Regions from separate parts of the Homo sapiens genome. Here region 1 is linked to region 2. Evidence: read pairs that join two places in POLR2A ChIA-PET (ENCODE). Cell type or tissue: OCI-LY7. All regions are shown on one strand. Links, peaks and the distances in the headings refer to the core of each region. The heading gives the core; the rest is flanking DNA.

Evidence for each region. Peaks named below come from ENCODE experiments on the same cell type or tissue, not always from the same donor. Only the 100,000 strongest peaks of a DNase experiment are listed, where the experiment ranks them.
Region 1: POLR2A ChIA-PET joins it to region 2 with 9 read pairs; 2 of 35 experiments call an interaction of 5 or more read pairs at or near these places.

What each region holds. Positions count from the first base shown.
Region 1 is chr5:158,262,607-158,267,004 of GRCh38, forward strand. No RefSeq gene overlaps it. Among named protein-coding and RNA genes, the nearest start is that of LINC02227, 140 kb to the right of the region's middle. In OCI-LY7, for the core only: no CTCF peak of the experiment used is centred there; no DNase peak of the experiment used is centred there.
Region 2 is chr5:157,834,327-157,838,724 of GRCh38, forward strand. All of the region lies in intron 1 of CLINT1 (clathrin interactor 1), which reads right to left. Among named protein-coding and RNA genes, the nearest start is that of CLINT1, 23 kb to the right of the region's middle. In OCI-LY7, for the core only: no CTCF peak of the experiment used is centred there; no DNase peak of the experiment used is centred there; H3K4me3 peaks cover 1,084 bases; H3K27ac peaks cover 2,654 bases.

The DNA of each region.
Region 1 (4,398 bases), core at 171-4,170, 430 kb after region 2:
AATGTTAAAAGGCTTCTTATTGTACCATTGTTTTTGATTGCAAGGAGTTGGAAAAAACTTAAAGGTCTATCATTGGAATTATGGTGAGACACGATGAAATGACTCCAAATCATCATGTAGATTTCTGTTAATGTAAAAATAAGTTCACATCATTTTATTGAATAAAAAATGGTCGAGAATAACATGCATAGCTATGATCTCTGAAACATAGTAGGTATTTGTTCAATAAACTAATAACCAGATTTTTATAGCTGTCCCTATCAGCAAAAAGAGGTGTGTGGAATGATGCCCCCAAAACATTAACAATGAGGGGTAGTGGAACATCAAGTGTAAAAAAGGCATTTGAAAATATGTTTTAAAAATAACTTGACATTCTTATAGCAAATGTAATTTATGTACATACCCAGAAAATACAAGCTATTTTCATTATTAAACAACAGTATTCTGAGTAAGAACACCTTCTATTTGTCAAAAGGGAGGCTAGAAACTTCTCTTCTCTGGGATCTGATCTTCTTCAGTATGTGAAAGAATTAAGAAAAACGACTCCCAGGCAAGCAGTAGAGTCTCTTTGTACAAGGCCTGGAGGGCTGATTCTGTTAACCAACCCCCTCCATCCCCCTGGAGAAATCTGAGCGATTCTGCATCTCTCCTCCTGGGAGGTGGTTTGCTCCCCTCTCCTGAAAGTAGGGGATTCTCACATTTATTACCACTGTGGCTTCTCTTCCCCTTCACTTATCCATCTCACCCGGGTGGGTTTCTTGTTTTATTCGGCACCCAGTAGAGCCCTGCTGAGCTGTGGGCCTCTCTTTCCCACCAATCCTCATCCAATTAATTGATAAAAAATTAATAATTTAACTTTAGAGATGGGAATTATACACCATTCTCCAAGATCCCTCTTCACCAGACCTCCTCGAGTCACCTCAAACAGACAAGCACCTGAAGCGACAGGAAGGAACATTTTCCATATTTTAAGTGGATTTTACCACTTGAGCATCCTTGATTGGAGGGCAGGAGAAAGAACGGGAGGCACAGAGCAAAATCGGTCCCTCTAGAAATCAGGAGGTTAAAAGGAAATTGGTAGGAAAAAAATCACATTTGTTCCCTCTGTGCTTTTGGATATATTTGGGACTTTTGCCAACCTACTTACTTATTTTAACCCTGAACTGCATATACGTGACACAACTCCATTGATTTTGCATTCATTTAAAAGCATGTGCTCTGAAATTCAGACAGTCTTCACTAGTGGTGGGACCTTTGGCTTCAGTGTTTTTGTCTGTAAAATAGAACAACCTACCTTCTAGTCTTGTGACCGTCGGTGATATAAAACACTTATAGCACTTAGCATGGCAACTGACATAACACAAGGGCTTGAAAGTTTTAGATGTAATGATGACTATTGTTTCTGCAAGTCAGTGTTAGTGATTATTTCAACAGAGGCTTAGCTGAAATTTATCATGGTGCTGGGAGGGTAAGTGTCTTCATAAACTACTGTTCATTTAGGAAGGAAGTTTTCTTTGAAAAAGTTGCTCTTTAAGAATGATATAATTTGGGAGGCCAAGGTGGGCAGATCACCTGAGGTCAGGAGTTCGAGACCAGCCACGGCTAACATGGTGAAATCCTGTTTCTACTAAGAATACAAAAAATTAGCTGGACATGGTGACACATGCCTGTAATCCCAGCTACTCAGGAGGCTGAGGCAGGAGAATCACTTGAACCCAGGAGGCAGAGGTTGCAGTGAGCTGAGATTGTGCCATTGCACTCCAGCTTGGCCAACAAAAGCAAAACTCCTTCTAAAAAAAAAAAAAAAGAATGATATAACATGATTATAATGGTTAAATGACTCATTTCAAGTCCCATCTGGTGTCTTAGACACACCGCTGATAAGCAACTGACATAGACACGACACTATTCTTAGTAGGTTATACAAGTACACCCTCTGTTAAATGTCCTGTCAACTATAATCTGAGTTACAAGGTTTTAATACTACTTCATTAAATATGCTGTCTAAATTGGATGTTTACTTAAACAAAGGTACCTTTACTTATTTTGAACAAATTGGGGATGTGTTAGTGTACAATAGAATTGGCAGTTTAGATTGTATTAAGATGATACAGTGACTTGAAGCAAACTCTTTCGGGTTTTTTTCATATAAATTTCATGGTATGAAGAGCCATGAAGTTCTTTGTAAGTGTCTTACATCTCCTTTGTGCTACAGTAAACCCATAGAGGTTAATAATTGCTAGCTCATCTTTTTATCACACATGCAGCATTCATAGCCTGGTGTTTAGTGCAGAGGCTCAATATATGTTGAATAAATGATGTCCAAGAGTTTGTGTGAACAGTAATTTGTAGGGCTGGTTAAAGGGAAGATGATCTTAAACATGAGCATTTCATGTCAGCCTGTTTTTAATCTCCCACAAAGCATATAAAACCCACGTGCTCACTCTGTGTTTTGTATTTCTTTTGTGTCTCTTCTGATGACACCTAGGATGGTAGATATTTGGTGAATACTTACTGAATTGGACCAAATTAAATACAGGGAGCAAAAGTAAAATAGGCTGCTACAGATCTTAAACTGCGAAAGCAATTACTCTGATTTCAGCTCCTCAGTAGATCTTTTGTGGGCTTTCCAGTGCATGGGAACAAAAGTTATCATCCATGGGAAACTGGTCATATCCAGAACAGAGTCTCATCTCCTCAACTGTTTGCACAAATAATTGTGATTTATTAAAGAAAGTCAACTGTTAATGCACAGTTTGAATTTTGTAGCCAACTGCCATATTTTCTCAGACCTTGCTTTCAGCTGGGGAAGGACCCTGGAGCACAGTTACCTGGGTGAGTGTATTTACCCAGCTCCTCCTCAAATGGAGACAGAAGAGCTTTGGGGAAGCATTTGCTTCCCTTCCAAACTGAGCTTCCTCTGTCTATGAAGCAGAGTGAAGCTATAATTTCAGTTTCATAGTCAGAGTCTCATGACAATTACTCTAGCATTGGAAAGATATCAACTTTTCCTCCCACCTCCAGGTGATAATGCTGGCTTGTCTAGATATCTCAAGTTTTCATAGCTAGGAAGATTGATGCTGGGGAACTGATAGGAGAAGGAGTTGAGGGTGGAGACATGGGAGTTGGTTTGTTGAGGAGCTGAAAATAATGGTTCATCCTCAGTGATTACAGAGAGGATGACCCTCCAAATCCCACAATAAAAATCATGTCCTGTGTAAAAGGGAGAGGCCATTTCATTCGTGAAAAATATCCATGAATAGACAGGCAATGGGAGAACAGCACTTTGGAGGTCAGGGCTTCTGGATGTTTTTCTCTCTTCATTCTTAGACAGGAGATACTGTGGAATAGTTTGATGTAGAGTGAAGAAGCTACTGAATTGGATAGCAACAGCTGAGTGCATGCAGCCTCACAAGCAGTACAAAGCTCACCAGCCAGTGTAGCTTTCATGACAGCTGCAAAAGCAATGGCTACATAAACTTTCTCGAGAGGAGGGGGAAAACGGAATGTGAGAGACGCTCTTGCAGTAAGAAAAACATAATAAATCCAAGAGCTACATATAGCCTGGGGTTTTTATGACCATAGCCAGGCATGAAGGAATGACTGAACTTAAGTAAAGCTGTTAATTACCTGGGTGAGATCAAAAGCCCAAGTAAGGGAAGATATTTATGATGCACCTTACAGGATATGCTTCAACTTCTTACTTTTTTTATTAATTAGTTTGATTAAATAGATTTAAAGAGGCTGGGCAGAGCCCTTTAAATCATATTCCATATTGATCTAATGAAATAGTCAATAAATTTACCAACATAGCCCCTTTCCTTCGCACAGTCTGGAGGGAAATGCTTTACTGAATGGTTATAACTCAACTCCAAACCTCACTGCTATTCCCACAGTGACTCATAGAGAGCAAGAGGATGCTGGGAAAATCTTTTAGGCCATTTGTGAGAGTGCTTGAATAAGTGGTTTAGCACCTGTTTACAGACTACTCACCACCCTGCACCCTACCTCCACCTCAAGCCCTTTAGTGGACTTTACTTGAGCCAGCCAGGGTTGGGTGCCTTGCAAATTCTATGCATCATTTACCAACTTTACTAACTCATGCAACCATCTGTTATATCCCTGGTTTAGGCTTCAAGACTCCAGTCATATTTCAGAGCCTTTGATTTTTATTCATTTGTCTATTTAGCTTTTTAGGTATTGACAAAATGCAGCTCATAAATACAATAAAATATGTGCAGGTAAATAACAAATCTATAACAAAGAATCTTTAATTTCTCAATAAATCTGGACTAAGTCATGGGAATCTTTCCTAAAGTCACTTTTTTTGTGTCCCTTTTCTCATCTCCTACAACAGTGAAGGGAACCTAGGCAGTGGAAAGCACATGAACAGGGGAA
Region 2 (4,398 bases), core at 228-4,227:
TGCGCCACCGCACTCCAGCCTGGGCAACAGAGCGATTAAAAAAAAAAAAACCTCCAGTTCCTGGATCAGTCTTGGTGACAGCAGATGTTCTGTTACTCTGTTCTGAGTAACAGAACAAAGGGACAAAAATTCTTAAATAGCTTCTTTAGGACTATAAAAAAAAGTCCTAATTGAACTGGTAATCAGAACCTGCATGATCAGGCCTCAACTTACCTATCTAGCCTTTTCTCTCATTCCCTCTGTTTCGTTTCCTTTATGGGATGATTACACTGCTTTACTAGCTGATTAGCATTACTGCCTTAACAATATGCCCTTTACTTTCTTATCTCAGTGACTCTATGTGCTTCCAGAATCCCCACCTCTTTTCAAACCTAGTTTTCAACAAAGATGCAAAAATGAAGCCTTCCTGTTCTTTCCAACCCATAATTTCCCCCTTCCTTTGATCAAATCCAACATTACATTTTTAAACTCTTATGTATTATATTCTGCCTGTACAATGGCTATGTATGAATTTATTTTAATTACCTTAATATATTGTCAGTTTTAAAAAAGCAAATAGAGTTGATCCTCTTTATTTATGGACTCCATATACGCAAATTTGCCTACTCACTAAAATGTAACCTCAAAATCTGTATTCACGGTGCTTTCATGTTCATGAACATTAGCAGAGGAGCAAAAAACGTGAGTTGTCCAGAGCACACATTCCCATCCGAGGTCAAACAAGCTGACACTTTGCCTTCTTGTTTCAGTTCTCAAACCATAAACAAGGGTCCTTTCTATAATCTATTTGGTGCAACGTATTTCACACTTTTATGCTTTACACGTTGGCAATTTCGCTGTTTAAAATGGCCCTGAGCATAGTGTTCAAGTGCTATGTAGTGCTCCTAAACACAGGAAGATTGTGATATGCCTTACAGGAAAAAAATGCGTGTGAGATAAGCCCTGTTCAGACATCAGTTATAGTGCTGTTGGCAGTGAGTTCAATGTTAATAAATCAGCAATTTTTTTATATATTAAAAAAGATGTCTTTAAATAAAAACACACATAAAAAACAAAGTGACGTACTGACTGGCTAAAGAAAATGTCACCAGAGGCTCAAAGGAACCTACCCCTGTGTTTTCCCCTAGGAGCAATGGTTCTGCTTAAGGCGACTTTATAAAACATAGCTACCTCATATAACCAGAACTGACTACACTATATCTTATGCAGTTTTCTTTCCCTCTCGGTGCCTAACAACGAATGTCTAACATAAGATGGCTTGTGAAAAACTGACAAATGAATATGTAAGTGAACTCCATGATATCTTGGGAACAGAGAAGGGAGAGGTGGAAAGGAAGAAAGGGGAGCTGAGACCAAGATATGAACAAGGGAACTAAAATAAACACCCTCTACTCAACAAACACACAAAGCCAGCTCTTTTGGGGGCATGACTAGAAAGACTTATTAATTTACTATATCCTCTGAAATTAACTCAATGACCCCTTGCCAAGACTTAAAAAGTTAAGATAACTTGGCACAAGATTTCTGTGTCCCATAGAAAGATTTGAAGAACTAAATGAAATCTAAAGTTAAAAAACATACTTCAAAAACATGAAAACTTCTCCTACCCATGCTGAGTGTAAACTATGGATTTGGGAGCCATCACGAATTTCATTTCTATAGATGTACCAATTCTTTTATATAGACAATTTTCACTTTTCTGGCAGGTTGTTAATTGAAACTTGTACATACTGGAACCCTCTCCTTTTTTTGCACAATCTATTACCACAGAAGAACTGTACAAAGCCAAGACTGCTTTTTCTCATACTTCACACTCTCTTCCACAATACAGCCATATTTGTTTGGTTATTGGTTTTTAATACACATAACTCTAATGGGCCAGGCATTGTCCTAAGCCACGGACAATTCATTTAATCTTCCTAACAACTCTATGAGGCAGCTACTATTACTATCCCCATTTTACAGATGAGAAAACTGAGGCACAAAGAGGTTAAGTATCTCACTAGAGGTCACACAACCATTAACTGTCAAAACATGAACCCAGGCAGTCTGATTCCATAGATGAAGGTCCAGAGACCATGTTATTAATTGCTGTTTATAATCATGATTTCAGCCACTATCACCTTCTACTCTTGTTCTCCCTTCCAATCCACTATCCAACTCAGCACCAAGAGTAAGTTACATGGCCCTGAGCATAGTGGTGTCATTAAGCGGTGTCATTTTGCTCCCTTATCAAAATTCCTCATCAGCTGCTTATGACCCTTAGAATAAACCCAAACTCCACACAGTGGCTTACAAACCTCTGAAGCTACTCCTCTTCTTCCATGTTCTTGCCACACTGCACTGCCACTTTCTCACCAGCTCTTTCTTTATCCAGGACCTTGCTTATTCTAAAATATCCTCTCCTGGAACACTTTCTTTCACTTTCTTCACTCTACTTTTCAGTCTTAAAGTAGGTGCCACATCCTCAGAAAGGCCTCCTCTGGCCACTCTATCTAAAATAATCCCACTCATCATTCTTAACTGCAGCCTCTTTTCTTCGTAACACAGAATGTATAATTATTTTGTTTACTTGCTCTTTTTATTTACCTCTACCAAAACTTGTTTACAGGTATATTTTCAAGTACCTACAAGAGTTGCAAATGATCAATAAATACTCATTATATTAAAAAGCCAGGTTATCCTGTGGCTTCCTGTTACTTCTGGTTATAACACTTTATTCCCCTTGGGATATAAGTATCTGACATGAGATGCATACCTATAATTTGAGTCTTCTTTATCAGCGATTATGTAAGCATTAAGAATATACTGGAAGCTGTAATCCCAGCACTTTGGGAGGCTGAGGCAGGAGGACTGCTTGAGCCCGGGAGTTTAAGACCATGCTGGGCAACATGGAGAGACCCTGCCTCTACAAAGTATAAAAAAATTACCCAGGCATGGTGGCCCACACCTGTGGTCTCAGCTACATGGGAGGTTGAGGTCAAGGCCGCAGTGGGCTAGATTGTGCCACTGCACTACAGCGTGGATGGCAGAGTGAGACCCTGTCCAAAGAAGGCAGGAAAGGAAGGATGGAATATATGTAAATACACACACACACACACACACACACACACATACTGTAACTCATTAACTAAAAGATGTTTATCATCATGTATTCTAAAAACTCATACTTGAGAAATGCAATCGGTCTAAAAGAAATGTCAATTATGTGTTGTTATTTTCAAATTACTCCTTATAATATCTGAAGAAGGCTACAAAGATACTACTTACATTAAATTCAAAATCAGTGTTGTCTTGCCAGCAAATTTCTCAAGCTCTTTTACTTTTTTTTTTTTTGAGACGGAGTCTCACTCTGTCCCCAGGCTGGAGCACAGTGGCGTGATCTTGGCTCACTGCAACCTCCACCTCCCAGGTTCAAGCGATTCTCCTGCCTCAGCCTCCCGAGTAGCTGGGACTACAGGCACGTGCCACCATGCCCTGCTAACTTTTGTGTTTTTAGTAGAGACGGGGTTTCACCATGTTGGCCAGGATGGTCTCAATCTCTTGACCTCGTGATCCACCAGCCTTGGCCTCCCAAAGTACTGGGATTATAGGCACCCTGTAATCCCAGCCATCGCACAAGCCACCGTGCCCAGCCAAGATCTTTTACTCTTAATGTTCAAATTAAGAACTTAACATTTGTCCTACTTAAAATTACGTAATTTTTCAGCTTTATATACATTTTTTCTTAATTGCTGGAAAAATGCCACTTTTAACAAATGGCCAATTTAATCCAATTTAAGTCAAGGTTTTTTTGTTTTTTTTTTTTTTTTGAGATGGAGTCTTGCTCTGTTGCCCAGGGGCTGGAGTGCAGTGGCACGATCTCGGCTCACTGCAACCTCTGCTTCCCAGGTTCAAGTAATTCTCTTGCCTCAGTCTCCCAAATAGCTGGGATTGCAGGCACCTGCCACCACGCCCAGCTAATTTTTGTATTTTTAGTAAAGTCTGGGTTTTGCCACGTTGGCCAGGCTGGTCTCAAACTCCTGACCTCAAGTGATCCACCTGCCTCGGCCTCCCAAAATGCTGGGATTACAGGCGTGAGCCACAGCATCCAGCCTAAGTCAAGGATTTCATATTTCAAATGAATTATATATTTACTCTGTGAGTAAAGCCAGCCTAAGTACATGCTTAATACGTACATCTTAATTTTATCTATAAATTCTCAATACTTTTTTCTACAAATTTTGCAAACGTGGATAGTTTACACTTCTATTTGCAAAATAAAGTGCCAGCATTTAATTAGAATAGTGCTGCCATAATTGAGACTCTTAAATTACTCAGTAATCAGTTGCTGGTATAAACAATTCAAAAACCAAAAGCAGTTGCAATATAACAGAACTATGAATTACAGGTGAAAGG